Regions from separate parts of the Homo sapiens genome. Here region 1 is linked to region 2. A link is an interaction called in ENCODE POLR2A ChIA-PET data of the cell type or tissue named here. Cell type or tissue: Panc1. All regions are shown on one strand. Links, peaks and the distances in the headings refer to the core of each region. The heading gives the core; the rest is flanking DNA.

The links. Peaks named below come from ENCODE experiments on the same cell type or tissue, not always from the same donor. Only the 100,000 strongest peaks of a DNase experiment are listed, where the experiment ranks them.
Region 1: POLR2A ChIA-PET joins it to region 2 with 5 read pairs; 2 of 35 experiments call an interaction of 5 or more read pairs at or near these places.

What each region holds. Positions count from the first base shown.
Region 1 is chr20:44,689,017-44,697,066 of GRCh38, forward strand. No RefSeq gene overlaps it. Among named protein-coding and RNA genes, the nearest start is that of LINC01260, 21 kb to the left of the region's middle. RefSeq lists a silencer at 7,454-7,503. In Panc1, for the core only: no CTCF peak of the experiment used is centred there; a DNase peak (open chromatin) is centred at 4,105; H3K27ac peaks cover 3,888 bases.
Region 2 is chr20:45,159,181-45,167,230 of GRCh38, forward strand. No RefSeq gene overlaps it. Among named protein-coding and RNA genes, the nearest start is that of PI3, 12 kb to the right of the region's middle. In Panc1, for the core only: no CTCF peak of the experiment used is centred there; no DNase peak of the experiment used is centred there.

The DNA of each region.
Region 1 (8,050 bases), core at 1,661-5,660, 470 kb before region 2:
TGTTTAATGGGTACAGAGTTTCAGTTTTGCAAGGTAACATTTTGGAGAGGTTTGGTGGTGATGGTTGCAGAACAATGTGACTATATTTAATGCCACAAAACTGTACACTTCAAATGATTAATTAGCTAATTTTTGGTTTTTTTTTTTTTGAGATGAAGTCTCGCTGTGTCACCCAGGCTGGAGTGTAGTGACGTGATCTCGACTCACTGCAAGCTCCACCTCCTGGGTTCATGCCATTCTCCTGCCTCGGCCTCCCTAATACCTGGGACTACAGGCACCTGCCACAACGCCCAGCTAATTTTTTGTATTTTTAGTAGAGACGGAGTTTCACCGTGTTAGCCAGGATGGTCTCGACCTCCTGACCTCGTGATCCACCTGCCTCGGCCTCCCAAAGTGCTGGGATTACAGGCGTGAGCCACTGTGCCCTTCCTAATTAGCTAAATTTTATGTTATGTATATTTTGCTGCAATTAAAATTTTTCAAGTGAGGTATCTATAAGGAAAGGTGAGAAAATATGTAAGATACAAAGATAATAAAATCCAGAGCAAGAACAGTATATAAGTCCTGTTTCCTTATGTTGAAATATATCAAAATATTCAACAGAAGACCCCAGGATAGGAAAGATGTGAAATTCTAGACTGGATCATCAGGTCCGACGGATTTACAAAGAAGGTGGCCGAGGATCTCTCTCCCCAGCCTTCACCCCCTCACTGACTGTGGGAAAATAAAGGGCTTGGGGTTTGGGGAGGAGGTGTTGCAGGAGGAGCGGCAGCTCCAGCTATGAGACCTCACCCAGAGGGGGCCAATACTGCCCCTCCAGATGCCAGGCAGGGGACATGGAAGGGTTTGGGGATTCGTTGTGGGCTGGGGTGGGGGTAGCTTGCAGGGGTCTGCTTGGGTCTTGTTCCCTAGGGCCTCCTGGAGGGTGGAGTGGTCTTAGCAGCAAGAAGCTGGAGTTGGATGTTGGATTCCTGAGGGCCGAGGAAGGACTTGCAAGGGACCTCCAGAAGGAGAAGTGCATCCCCCCCAGGGTCAAGAGTGAGGGAGCCCTGCAGCAATGGCCATCTGTGGGACATCTGTGACACTGTCAGCTGGAAGCCAGCAGGATGGCGGCAGCTCAAGTGAGACCCTTCCCCTCCCCTTACTATCTCCACAGCCCCCACTTGTGGGGGAGGGGAGGAGGTCCAGAGAAGGAGCCCCCCAAACTGCCTCCCCAGGACAGGCCCCAGCTGGGCAAGGGGAGAAGGTTTAAACCTAGATCCAATTGGGAGTTTGGATTAATAGCTTGACTGGACATTTTAAATTTGAGTTGAGACCATGTTTGTGACTTAAAGTGATGGTAGAACTGTCTTATGTAAGAATTGGGGCCAGGCACACTTTGGGAGTCCGAGACAGGTGGATCACTTGAGGTCAGGAGTTCGAGACCAGCCTGGCCAACATGGCAAAACCTGCCTCTACTAAAAATACAAAAATTATCCAGGCATGGTGGTGTGTGCCTGTAGTCCCAGCTACTTGGGAGGCTGGGGCAGAAGAATCGCTTGAACCTGGGAGGCAGAGGTTGCAACGAGCAGAGGTTGCCCCACTGTACTCCAGCCTGGATGACAAAGTGAGTGAGACTTCGTCTCAAAAAAAAGAGTTGGTCCCATTCTCCAGTGGGCTAGCCTTGGCTTGTCTCATGGTGGAGGAGGCTGGCGGGGGTGGGTCAGGTTCAGGGGGGTGGGGGAAGGTGGGGAGCAGAGGGTGGGAGAGAGAGAGAGAGAGAGACTGCAAGGACTGCATTCTTTTTGAGGCTCAGGCTCAGAACTAGCACAAGGTCACTTCCACCACATTCAATGGACCAAAGAGAGTCCCAAAGCCAACCCACATTGGAGAGAACGAAGGCAAAGTCACATTGCAAAGGGGTGTGGAAACAGATAGTGGTGCAGAATCTGGCCCGCTTTCATAATCAGTCCACTGGAAGACTTTGTTTTCCTCGCAAGGAAGGTTGGAAATGTAGACTCACTGCTTGTCCAGGCAGAAGAGGAAATGAGTTCAGGGAAGAGCTTGCCAGTCCCCAGCCTTTGCCCAGCCCCCTACTCATGCACATTTAGGCACACACCTACTGTGTGCTCAGCCCAGCAGGGTAGATTAGAGAGAGCGAGGGCGTCGGGATAGAGGGCCTGATTCCCCAACCGGGTGACTATCACTTCCGGTCTCATGACCTCCATGTTCTCATCTGTAAAATGGGGATAAACATCCTCATCATCTCTCCTGCCATTGGTATGGTGGTGACAAAAAACACTTTATCGATTCATGAAAGTCATCAGACAAAGTGGATGATGCTGTCCCTGCCCTCAAAGGTGTTAAATAAAGAAGATGAGAATTCAATACATGTCCCCAGCTCTGGTGAGACTGTAGGGGTTGTGTTAACAAGGGAGGGAGAGACATCAGAGAGCTGTTGGCAGGGGAGAGCCCTGTGGCCAAGCCTTGACAGATGGTGAACAGAATCTGGAAAGACAGAGGGCATGGGGCATGGCAGGGTGTGGAAACAGCACACTTGCAAAAGTGTGGAGGCTGGACACATGTGATATAAGGCAGGGTCCCCTACCCCATGATTCAAAGCAGAAATTCGCAAAGACTTTGATGTAGGCTGGGCTGGGAGTTGACTACACTTGCATGCCTGTTGCTTGGCAGGATGGCTTTCAAAAAAGAAAAAAATATAATAATGAAAGATTGAAAACAGATTATTGGGGAGAAAAGTATCCCAGGCGCTAGACGGCTGTCTCTGCAGCCTCTGGCTCCTGTCCCACCCATTCCCCGGCCCTGACGCAAGGCTGGCTGGAAGAAGGTGTTCTCGAGATTGTTCAGGCTGAGGGCCTGACTGGCAGGAGACTGAAGCCTACCCCATTCCTGCCTGGGTGCCAAGCTCTGCATGAGGTTTAAATATACCCACAGCCTGACACTATGCCCTAGATCATGCTAAATGTTTCCATACTCCTTGAATTCTCTTCTCAAGGTTCATTTATTGTCCCCATTTTTCAGATCAGTAAACTGAGGCCCAGAGAGGTTAACTGGTTTGCCCACAGTCACACAGCCAGACAAGTTTGAGTATGTCTGATTCTATTGCCTTATTCCAGGTTTGGGATACAGGCAGAGTAGGGAGAGGTTTAGGATGGTAAAGAAGAATGTTCCAGGAGGAACAGAGTTAGTGTAAGGGCAGTCTAATCTAGAGTCAGAATTTGGAGCTGTTTGTTACAGCAGCATGACCTAGCCTATCCTGACTGATACAAATCATGGTAAACTAATTTATATGTCCTGAAAAATATTAGAACTTAGCATCTACCTCTTAGGAGAGCTTTTTTTTTTTTTTTTAACTTTTACATTTTGGCAAAACACACCGAACATAAAATTTACCATCTAAGCAATTTTAAATGTACAATGCATGGCTTTAAGTACATTCACATTATTGAGTTTCTATCACCATCCTTCCACAGAACTCGTCATCTTGCAAAACTGAAATTCTAAACCCATTAAGGAAACTTCTCATTTCCCCCTCCCCAGCCCCTGGCAATTCCACTTTCTGTCTCTATGAATTGGACTACTTTTGACAGATACCTCCTATAAATGGAATCACACAGTATGCATCTTTCTGTGACTGATTTATTTCACTTAGCATAATGTCCTCAAGCTTCATCCCTGTTGTAGCATGTATCAGAATTGCCTTCCTTTTTTAAGGCTGAAAATCTTCCATTGTGTGGATACACTATATTTTGCTTATCCACTAATCTATCAATGGACACTTGAGTGCCTTTCACCTTTTGGCTATTGTGAATAATCTGCTATGAACATGGACACACGAATATCAGAGGCAGCCTTTTCAAGCAAAGGGTTTTTGGGGAAAAAGCCACTGTCCAGGACTCTAGGCTTGGCCACTAACTTGCTGTGTAGCTGTGGGCACATTGCTTCCTGCATCGTGTATGGCAATTCTAACTCTCTCCACCTTCACTGCCTACTCACAGCCGTGTGCTGGGGACCAGATTAGACCATGGACTATGAAACTCTCAGCAAAGAAAAAGCCACGAGGGGCTGTTATTGTTATTACTCAGTGGGGTCAGGGCAGTGGCTTCCCAAAGGCATGAGTCACTCATGGTGGAATTCCAGACATCAGGAGGGCCGTTCTGGGCAGCAGAGCCCAGATTCCAGACAGAGCAGTGACCCTGACCCGGAGCCCCTAGGGGAGCCACACCCTTTCTCTTTGGCCACTGGCTGCTGTGAGGAAGGAGTCAGTGAATGTCATAATCATATGGGCACTTAGGGTGAGAGCCTCCAGTCCCACTGCCTCACGTAACTATTTAAGGAGGCTCAGAAAGGGTCATGCACTTGCCCAGAGTCACACAGCTAGACAGTGGTGGAAGCTGGCCTGGGTCAGATTTGGACATCTACAGAAGCCCTTCTCCTCCCTGCTCGCACCCCTCTTAGCCCCAGCATGTGAGGAAGGCAGCTGTCTCCCTGAGCTCCGTCCTTCTATGCCTTGGGTTTAGCCATGTTGACTGCTGTAACAAATAACTCCAAAACCTCAGTGGCTTTGCATTATAAATGCTTGGTTCTTTCTCACATCAAACTGCAATAAGTCTTGACAGGAGGGCTCTGTTTTCTGCAGGTCATATAGGGATTGAGACTTTTCCTATTTGTGGCTTTCCTCATTCTCAGAGTCCTCTCCATTCAGCAGGCAGATGGCAGAAAGATTGTGGGTAGAAGATTTTTATAAGCCAGACCTGAAATCAGTACAATTATTTTTGCTTACATCCCATTGGCCAGAGCTCAGTCACATGACCACATCTAACTGCAAAGAAGGCTGGGAAATGTATCCCACATGTGTGCCCAGGAAGAAGAAGATGGCTATTGGTGAGCCTTGGTAGTCTTCCACAAGAACATGACCCAGTTCTGGCCAATAAAACATAAAGAAAGTATGCTGGGACAGGAGGTTTGAGAAGGGCTGGCCTCAATTATTATATAAAAAGGGGTGTGGGGAAGGTCCCCTATTCTTTCCCTTTAAGTGGTTGCATGAGGATGCGATGTCTGGAACTTTGGCAGCCATGTTGAGAGCATGACGGGCCAAGCCTCAGGGCTACAGCCAATATACTGAGGGTGCTGAAGCCAAAATGCGGGTCCTAGATGACATCACTGAACCTCTGAATGAACCAAAACTGGAGCCACGTAACCTCCAGATTTCTTGACTGCGAAGGCACCTATTATTGAATTCAGGAGTAATAGGGTATTCTATTACTTGCAGCCTAAAACATCCTAGCTGATTGACACTCAGGTGCAAATGCTGAAAACAGCTAAGAGGACAAGGTTAAGCCATGCCAGCTGTTACAACGAATAACTCCAAAACCTCAGTGGCTTTGCACTACAAATACTTGGTTCCCTTGAAACCCCTCCTCTGCTTGAAGTTAGGTAGAGCCAAGTAACATAGCTTTGGCCTACTCTGGATGTTGTGCTTTTTTGGGGAAGTTGGGGACAGAGCAGCAGTTCAAGCACAAAATGACCTGGCTGCTTTGTGCCAGGTCCTTTATACACACAGTGTATACACGGGAGCAAAATGCCTGGACTCAAATCTTGAGTCTGCCACCTCACCAGCCATGTGACCTTGGGCAAAGTCAATCAACCTCACTGAGCCCTAGTTTCCCCATTGAAAACATTGGGGTGATTATAAATATTCTACCCACAGAGTAAAGGATTAAATGTCCAATTCAGATAAAGAACTTGGCACATTATCTGTAAATAAACACTTAAAAGATTCTGACCAGAGCCTGGTGGGATGTGAGTAATATCAACCCCACCTTAGAGATGGGGAGTCTAGGGTTCAAGGAAATGAAGTCCAAGGACATATAAATAATAAGAGACAGAGCCTGGATTTTAATACAGACCTAATTGAACACCTGCTATGTGCCAGGCATTGTGTGAGGTGTTTAGATATATTATCCCATTGAACATACTAGCAATCCTGCATGGGAGGTATTATTATTATCATTATTGTTATTCCTATTGGACAAATGAGAAAGCCAAAACTCAGAGAAGTGAAAAGACTTGCCTACAGGCCAGGTCAAGATGCAGTACTTGAACCTAGGCTGAGTCCAAGCCTTTATTCTTTCCACCATGTATAAGCCTCCCTAACAGAAGCCCACCAGACTATTATAGTGGAATTGTAGGCATCAGAGGAGTAATACATTTGGCTCCCATGGCTATTCAGGGTTCCCTGAAGTCATCCCCAAAAGCTGGCTGCCAGTCCAGCCTGTCACCAAGGTTGTCCTGGTGATGGCTTTACCCTCACTCCTCCAGTAGAATAACTGGGCCCTGGAGTGGATGGTCCTGAGGGAGGAAGTTTGGCTCACTTGATAAAGCAGAACTTTCAAACACTTTGAGCTCATCCATGATGGAATAGGCTGCCTTGGGATGCGATGAGTTCTGTGGTCCTGGGAGGATACAAGCAGAGAAAGTCTGGTGGCCACCTGCAAGGAAGATTATTAAGACAGTTACTGCATAGAAAGTGAAATTAGATTCAAAGACCTTTCAGGTTTGAAATCTGTGGTTGCAAGATTCTCAGGTCCCATTTTCTCAGATTCCAGTCTAAGATTACATGATACTCAAAATCCAGGAATCTAAGGCTGCACGAGTTTTCTCCTTGGATTTTTTGTTCCCTATTTAGGCAGTTAGACTGCAGAACATCTACTGACTCAGGAAACAGATGTGTTAGTAAAAGCAGAGAATACATTTCTGGGTTTCAAAAACACCCCTTCCTCCCAGGAAAGAACATTCCTAAGAGACTTGGGCATCTTGAACACCTAATGAATCTGAAAGAGGCTCTCACTTTCTGTGACTGTCTTTAGGGACTGTCCACAAATACTCTGTTTCTTTTCCTTTTAGGGTGCCTTAGTCTGTTCAGGCTGCTACAGCAAAACATCTTAGACTGGGTAATTTATAAACAACAGAAATTCATTGCTCACAGTTCTGGAGGTTGGGAAATTCAAGATCAAGGCTCCAGCAGACTCAGTGTCTGGTGGGAGCCTGTTTCTTATAGATGGTGACTTCTGTGTGTCCTCACATGGCAGAAGGGACAGATGGGCTCCCTCAAGCCTCTTTTACAAGAACACTAATCCCATTCATGGGTGGAGCCCTCCTGACCTAATCAACTTCCAAAGGCCCCACCTCTTAAGGCTATCACTGTGGGGATTAGGTCTCAACATCTGAACTTTGGGGAACACATTCAGACCACAGCACAGGCCCATAGTAGGATTTCCACTTGAACTCCCTCCTCTGCTTGAAGTTAGGTACAGCCAAGTAACAAGCTTTGGCCAATGAAATGTGTGCAGAAGTGAAGTGTGCCACTTCCTGGGGGAGACTTTAGGAGCCAGTCTGTGGCTTGATGCTTTCTCTTGCCCTCTGCTGTGCAACAGTTGAAATGGTGGTTGTTCTATCAGCTGGGATCCAGGAGCAAGGAGACACAGAGCAGCGCAGCAGCTGCCCAGCAGGGGACGTGCATCAGGAGCCACTGAGAAACAGGACTTGAGCGTTGCTGTTACTGTAGCAGAACTCACCCTACCCTGACTGATGCACAGCTCTCCCCTCCCCTCCCTCCTTCCTCCCATCTAAGAAGGCTGGGAAGGAGGTCAGAGAAAAAGCTATGAGTGAGCATATTTTGGATTTTGTTGGTCAGTGGGCCCCAGAGAGCTTTGAAGAATTCAGAAGCAGAGAGCAGGGAGGATCTCAAGAGATAAAATGGCCAAGAGGGCCAGAGACAACCTCACGCCTAGATACAATTGGGGAAAAAAAATGAATGGAGCTGGGAAAGTGATGGGGTTGGGGAAAAAAATCCCAATTGAATAAGATGAATTTTCTGCCCACATATGGAATGGAGCATTGAAATGAGAATGAATTTAAAATAGATTACATTTCCAGCCCATCTGAATTTCAGACTGAGAATATCTGCTGCACATAATTCAAGATCCCACAGTCTCAAGAGGCTTGGGTCCTGGGCTTTGACAATGACTCTTTTCCTGGGCAGAAGGTT
Region 2 (8,050 bases), core at 2,238-6,237:
CAAGAGTGAAAAAGGGTGAAGGTAGCCTAAGTGACTTCCAGGACACTACCAAGAGGGAAAAGCCTATGCATTATTGGCATGTCAGAAGTAGAGGAAGGAGAAAAGGGAACAGAAAACATATCTGAAGAAATGATGGCAAAACTTCATAAGCCAAAGGAAAAAAAAAATCCTGATCCTAGTAGTAAGCCTAAATGACACCAACTAAGATGAATCCAAGGAGACTCAAACCAGGAAGCATTATAATCATATTGTTAAAAGTTTAAGATAGAAATGGAACGTTTAAAGCAGCAAAAGAGATACAAATCATCATGTATAAGGGAACCCTCATAGACTAACAGCAGATTTCTCAGCAGAAAACTTGCAGGCCAAAAAGAAGTAGAATAACTTATTCAAGGTCCTGAAAGACAAAATTGTCAACCAAGAATACAGTACCCAGAAGACCTGTCTTACAAAACATGCTGAAGAGAGTTTTCAAGCTGAACAAAAAGGATGCTGATAAGATTCATGAAATAAAATGAAAATATAAAACTCATTGGTAAAAGTAAGCACACTGTCAAATTGTAAACACTTTAATACTGTAATGGTGGTGGGCAAATCATTTATACCTCCAGTACAAAGATTAAAAAGAAAATATATTAAAAACAAATAGAGGTACTATAATTTGTTGAGGGATACAAAATTATAAAAAGATATATATTGTGACTTCAAAAATATAAACATGGGAAGAGAGGGAGCAAAAACTAGAGGTTGTATGTGTTATCAAAATAAAGTTGTTATCAATTTAAAATAGGCTGTAATAAGTATGTCTTATGCAAACATCAGGGCAACCCCAAGCCACACCTTATAATAGCTGTAAAATAAATAAAAAAGAAAAGATCCAAAGAATACCACTAGAGAAAGTCATCAAACCACAAAGGAAGAAAACAAAAGAGGAAGAAAGGAACGAAGGATCTACAATTGAACCAGAAGACAATTAACAAAACGGCAATAGTAACCCTTTACCTATCAATAATTACTTTAAGTGTAAATGAATAAAATTATCCAATTAAAAGTCATAGAGTGTATGAATAGATGAAACAAAGACTCAATTCGATGCTGCCTACAAAAGACTTATTTTACCTTAAGGAAGACTTATAGACTGAAGGTAACATCTTTTTATTATAAAAACTTGCAAGAAATGAGGTATAGAAGAAATGTTCCTCAATGCAATAAAGGCCATACATGACAAGCCAGAACTAAAATCAAGATGGTGAAAGGCTTTTCCACTAAGATCAGGAACAAGACAAGAATGCACTCTCCCACCACTTGTCAACATAGTATTGGAAGTCCTAGTCAGAGAAATTAGGGACCAGAAAAAATAAAAGGCATCCAAATAGGAAAGGATGAAGTGAAATAGTCTCTGTTTGCTGATGTCATTATCTTATATATAAAAAATCCAAAAATACTACAAAAATCAGTTGGAACTGATAAATAAATCCAGTAATGTTGCAGGATACAAAATCAACTTGCAAAATTCAGTAGTGTGTCTAAACACAGTTCAATGTTTAAAACTGTCTGAAAAAGAAATTTAAAAAACAATCCCATTTATAATAGCATAAATACTTAGGAGCAAATTTAACAAAAAATAAAATATCTGTATATTGAAAACTAGAAAACATTGATTAAAAAAACTGAAGATGACACAAGTATATGGAAACATATACCATATTCATTAATCAAAATAATTAATAGTGTTAAATTGTTCATACTTAAAGTGATCTACAGATTCACTGCTATCCCTATCAAAATTCATGTCATTCTTTACCAAAATAGAAAATACGATCTTAAAGTGTGAATGGAACTAAAGGAGCCCCCCAATAACCAAAAGAATCCTGAACAAGAAGAACAAAGCAGGAGGCATCACACTGCCAGATTTCAAAATATATTGCACAGCTATAGTAATCAAAACATCATAGTATTGGCATTAAAAACAGACATTTTGGCTAATGAAATAGCATGAGGAATAACCCCACATATCTACAGTAAATTGATTTCTGACAAAGGTACCAATAAGACACAATGAAGAAATGGGAGTCTCTTCAATAAGTGGTGTTGGGAAAATGCAATATCTACATACAGAAGAGTGAAAATGGACTCTTATCTCACCCCTTACACAAGCATCAATTTTAAATGTATTACAAACCTAAATGTAAGACCTGAAACTATAAAACTATGAGAAGGGACAAATACTGCAAAAGAAAAACTCCATGACATTGATCTGAATGGAGATGTATTGAATATGATGCCAAAAACACAGACAATGAAGACAAAGATACACAAAGGGTTTGTTTTTAGAGAAAAGCTCTCACTCTGTCACTCCATTGCCTATGCTGGAGTGAAGTGGCATGCTCACAGCTCACTGCAGTCTTGACCCCTGGGCCTGAGGGATTCTCCTGCCTCAGCCTCCCTAGTAGCTGGGATAATGTCTAGCTAAGTAAAAAAAAAAAAAATTTAGTAGACAGAGGGTCTTGATATGTTGCCCAGGCTGCTCTCTAACTGTGAGACCCCATCCCCCAACCTGGCCAATGACCACTGCCTTGGCCTACCAAAGGGCTGAAATTACAGGTATGAGCTACTGCTCTAAGTCAAGACTTAACTTTTTGATGGGCTGGTGGATTCAGTTTGCTAGTAATTATATTGAGGATTTTTGGGTATATGTTCATCAGGAATACTGGCTGGAAGTTTTCTTTTTCTACATGTCTCTGCCAGATTTTGGGATCAGAATGATGCTGGCTTCATAGAAAGAGTTAGGGAAGAGTTGTCCTAGATTTTTTTGGAATAGTTTCACTAGGATTGGTAGGACCTCTTCTTTGTATTTTTGTTAGAATTTGGCTGTGAATCCACCTGGTCTAGGGCTTTCATTGGTAGGTAGGGTTTTTTAAAAAATTACTGATTCAATTTCAGAACTAGTCTTTGGTCTATTTAAGTTTTCACTTTCTTCCTTATTCAATCTTGGGAGGTCATTTGTTTCCAGAAATGTATCCATTTTCTCTAGATTCTCTAATTTATTTGCATATGTTTATAACCGTCTTTGAGGATATTTTCTATTCTCGTGGGATCAGTTTTAATATCATCTTTGTTATTTCTGATTGTGTTTATTTGGATATTCTCTTTTTGTCTTTGTAATCTAGCTAATGGTCTATCAATCTAGTTTATTCTTTCAAAGAACCAACTTTTGGTTTCGTTGGCTTTTGTATGACTTTTTACATCCTAATTTTATTCAGATCTACTTATTTTAGTTATTTCTTTTCTTCTACTAGCTTTGGGTTTGGTTTGCTCTTGTTTTCCAAGTTTCTCTCAGTGTGATGTTATATTGTTAATTTGAGATCTTTCTATCCTTTTGGTTTAGGTCTTCAGTGCTATAAACTTTCCTCTTAACACTGCTTTAGCTGCATCCCAAATTATTTTAATAATGTTGTTTTTGTCTATTTTCATCAATTTCAAAGAATTTTTAAATTTCTCACTTAATGTTGGGAAAATGGAATATCTACATAGAGAAGAGTGAAAACAGACTCTTATCTCACCCCTTATACAAGCATCAATTTTAAATGTATTACAAACCTAAATGTAAGACCTGAAACTATAAAACTATAGCTTTCTTCATTCAGGAGCAAGTTGTTTAATTTCTGTGTAATTATTGACATCTTGACTGTGTAAAGTCTTACTATTTAGGATCATCATACATGTTTATTCAAGCATTTTTAATGTACCTCTGAAAACAGAACATTGGCCAGTAGACCTCATGTTTTTCTGGATATGATGGCAAAGGCCAGAAAGCTAAGGTGTGGGCTCCAGTGCTGCCTATTGCTCCAGAAGTGCCACCTGTCTTGACCCAGGAGACTCCAGAGAGACTATTGTTTGTCCAACCCAGTCCCATCAGGACATCTGTTCACTCATCTCCCATTACAGCTGCCTCTACTGCCAGTGTCCTAAGGATGAGGACCACCATTGGGACCAAGAAGCTGCTGGCTTTCATATTGTCAGTAAGGTGCTTGACAAAGAGCTGAGACCAAATCTGTCTTTATGCAGTCCCAGCTTGGCCTGGCTCCAGGGGTGGGTCTGGTATTTACAAGGAACAAGACATAGCCTTAGCTCTATCAGGAAATATCCACCCCTTTATGGAGGGCCCTGGAATCTTTACCCAAAAATTATTCACTGGGATAAGCGACAGACATTACATTACATCACATCACCACTGATTCTCCCAAGAGCTTTTCTACTTTCTTGCAGAGAAGAAGTGCTGGCTCACTTCTCAGGCAACATTGCAATCAAATTCTTAATATTTTCAAACACTCTGAGACCCAAGAATAGAAGAGAGTTACCCAAGGTCATTCAGCTACTCACTGGGAAATCCAGTCTTGATTATAAAGCCAGGGTGTTTCCCTATTATGTCCTCATCCTACAAACCCCACCCAGATCTACCCTATCATTTTACTCCTCCCAGTATCACACTGGGCTTTTCTTTCCTTCTTCTCTGGTCTTGAGAAAAACTTTGTAAGGAAGTTTGTTTTAAAAGCTTAATGGCTAATCATTGTGAAACTCTAAGCACAAGAGAAAGAAAAAATGTACTAATGAGATTCAAAATATTTGGGAAGGCAAGAGAAAGTATCAGTAAACTTCAAGATATGTCTTTTGAAATGATCCCATCTGTAGAACAAAGGAAAAAGGAAGAAAAAAGAACATGCCTGAGAATACTGTGGGACATCATCAAGCTTACCTACATAGGCATAATGGAAGTCCCAGAACAAGAAAAACACAAAGGGGAAGAAAAAATATTTGAAGTAATAATGGCAATAGTCACATTCTTGATGATATATGTGACTCTATATTTCCGTGAATCTCAAAGAACTCCAAGCAGTATAAACTTAAAGAAACCTACATTTATGCATATTATATCCAATTGTTGAAGCTCAAAGACAAAGGGAGAAGCCATAAAGCAGCAAGAGAGAAGTAACTCACTACATACAATAGATTCTTAAGATATTAGCTTCAGATTTCTTGCCAGAAACCATGTTTGTCAGAAGGCAATGAGAAAACATTTTCAAAGTGCTGAAAAAAAAACCTATCAGCCAAGAATTCTGTATGTAGCATAATTATCCTTCAAAAATGAAGGAGAAATGAAGACATTCCTAGTATAAAAAAGTGAGAGTTTGTAGTTAGGAGACTTACTCTATAAGAAATGCTAAAGGGAGTTCTTCAGGCTGAAATGAAAAGAAACTAGACACTATTCAAAGTCATACAAAGAAAGAAAGAACACTGGTAAAAGTAACTACATAGGTAAATATAGAAGCCAACATTATGAATTACTTGTAACTTCCCACTTTTCTATAAGATTTAAAGGCAAATGCATGAGAATATTATTATAAAGCTCATTAATGGGTACATGATGTGACAATAAAAACATATAGAAGGTTATACTAATGTGTGAGTGAGCATGAATCCCACTGCCACTGCTCAATGAAGTGCTTTGGCCAGTACCACACATTGGAATATTATGGCCAGAGGACTGAGAACACCTCAGCAATCCAGAGCAGCAGGTTTCTAACTTTGAGGGGCCCAAGAATAAAGCTAGGGGCCTGTTACCACCCCCACTCCAGAGTTAGAGCATGCAGTCCAGGGGTCCTGAACTGAGCCTTGGGCCTTAAAATCATGCCAGAAATGAACCCAGTTGACTGAACTCAACTTATAGCAAAATCAACCACCCAAGGGCATCAAAGAAGATAAAAGCAAACAAAACAAAAAACAACTCATCCAAAGGACAGCAACTTCAAATGTTGAAGGAACATTGCCTGCAAAGATGAGAAAGAACCAACGCAAGAACTCTGGCAACTCAAAAGGTGGCAGTGTGTTTTTACCTCCAAATGACCATATTAGTTTTCCAGAAATGGTTCTTAACCAGGCTTAAATGGCTGAAATGGCAGAAATAGAATTCAGAATATGGATAGGAATGAAGATGATTGAGATTCAGGAGAAAGTAAAAACCCATTCCATGAAATCTTAGGAATACAATAAAATGATACCAGGAATAAAGATATAGTGGCCATTTCAAGAAAGAACAAAACTGATCTGATAGAACTGAAAATCTGACTTCAAGGTTTTCAGAATACAATTGCAAGTAGAATCAACCAAGATGAGGAAAGAATCTCAGAGCTTAAGACCTCAAAGCTATTTTGGTTCTTCAAAATAACTCAGTCAGACAAAAATAAAATGAAAACGATTATGAAGAATGAGGAAAACCTCCAAGAAATATGGGAATATGTAAAGAGACCAAATCTGTGACTCACTGGTGTTCCCGAAAGGAGGGAGAGAAAGTGAGGAACTTGGAAAACATATTTGAGAATATTACCCACGAAAATTTGCCCAACCTCACTAGAGAGGCCAAGATTCAAATTCAGGACATGTAGAGAACCCCTGCAAAATATCATACTAGATGACCAATCCCAAGATGCATAATCATCAGATTCTCCAAGATCAAAATAAAAAAAAAATGTTAAGGGCAGCTAGAAAGAAGAGGCAGGTCACCTACAAAGGGAAGCCCATCAGGCTAATGACAAACCTGTCAGCAGAAACTATACAAGCCAGGAGAAATTGGGGGCCTATATTCAGCATTTTTAAAGAAAAGAAATTCCAACCGAGAATTTAATATCCAGCCAAACTAAGCTTCATAAGTCAAGGAGAAATACAATCTTTTTCAAGGAAGGAAATGCAAAGAGAATTCATTACCACCAGACCTGCCTTACAAAAGGCCCTAAAGGGAGTGATAAATATGGAAAGAAAAGACCATTACCAGCCACTAAAAAACACACTTAAGTACATAAACCATTGACACTATAAAGCAACCACACAACCAAATTTTGTATTAACCAGGTAACAATACAATGACAGGATCAAAACCACACCTATCTATATTAACCTTGAATGTAAAAAGGCTAAATGTCCCAATTAAAAGGCACAGAGTGGTAAGTTGGATAGAGAACCAAGACACAACTGTATGCTGTCTTCAAGAGTCCATCTCACATGCAATGACACCTATAGGCTCAAAGTAAAGGGATGCAGAAAAATCTACCAAACAGACACAACACAGAAAAAGCCAGGTGTTCCTATTCTAATTTCAGGCAAAACAGACTTTAAACCAATAGAGATTAAAAACACACACACACACACAAAGAAGGGCATTAGAGAATGGTGAAAGGCTTAGTTCAGCATGAAGACCTAGCTCTGCTAAATATATATGCATCTAGCACAGGAGCACCCAGATTCCTAAGTCAAGCTCCTAAAGACCTATGAAGAAACTTAGATAACCACACAATAATAGTGGGAGACTTTAACACCCCACTGACAGAATTAGACAGATCTTTGAGGCAGAAAATAACAAAGATATTTGGGACCTGAACTCAACACTGAACCAAATGGACCTAACAGATATCTACAGGACTCCCCACCCAAAACCAACATAATACTCACTCTTCTCATTTGCACTTGCCACATACTCTAAAATTGACCTCACAATTTGACATAAAACAATCCTCAGCAAATTCAAAAACACCACATTCATACCAACCACACTCTTGGACCACAGCACAATAAAAATAGAAATCAATGCAAAGAAAATTGCTCAAAGCCATGCAATTACATGGAAATTAAACAACCAGCTTCTTAATGATGTCTCAGTAAATAATGAAATTAAGGCAGACATCAAGAAATTCTTCAAAACTAGTGAAAAAAAAATACAGCATACCAGAATCTGTGGGACATAGCCAAAGCAGTGTTAAGGGAAAAGTTTATAACACTAAATGCCCACATTAAAAAGTTAGAAAGATCTCAAATTAACAACTTAAGATTACAACTAGAGGAACTAGAGAAACCAGAGTAAACCAACACCAAATCTAGCAGAAGACAAGAAGTAACAAAAGTAAGAGCTGAACTGAAGGAAATTGAGACACAAAAAAACACGCAAAATTCAATGAATCCAGAAGCTGTTTCCTTAAAAGAATAAAGAAGATTGATATAT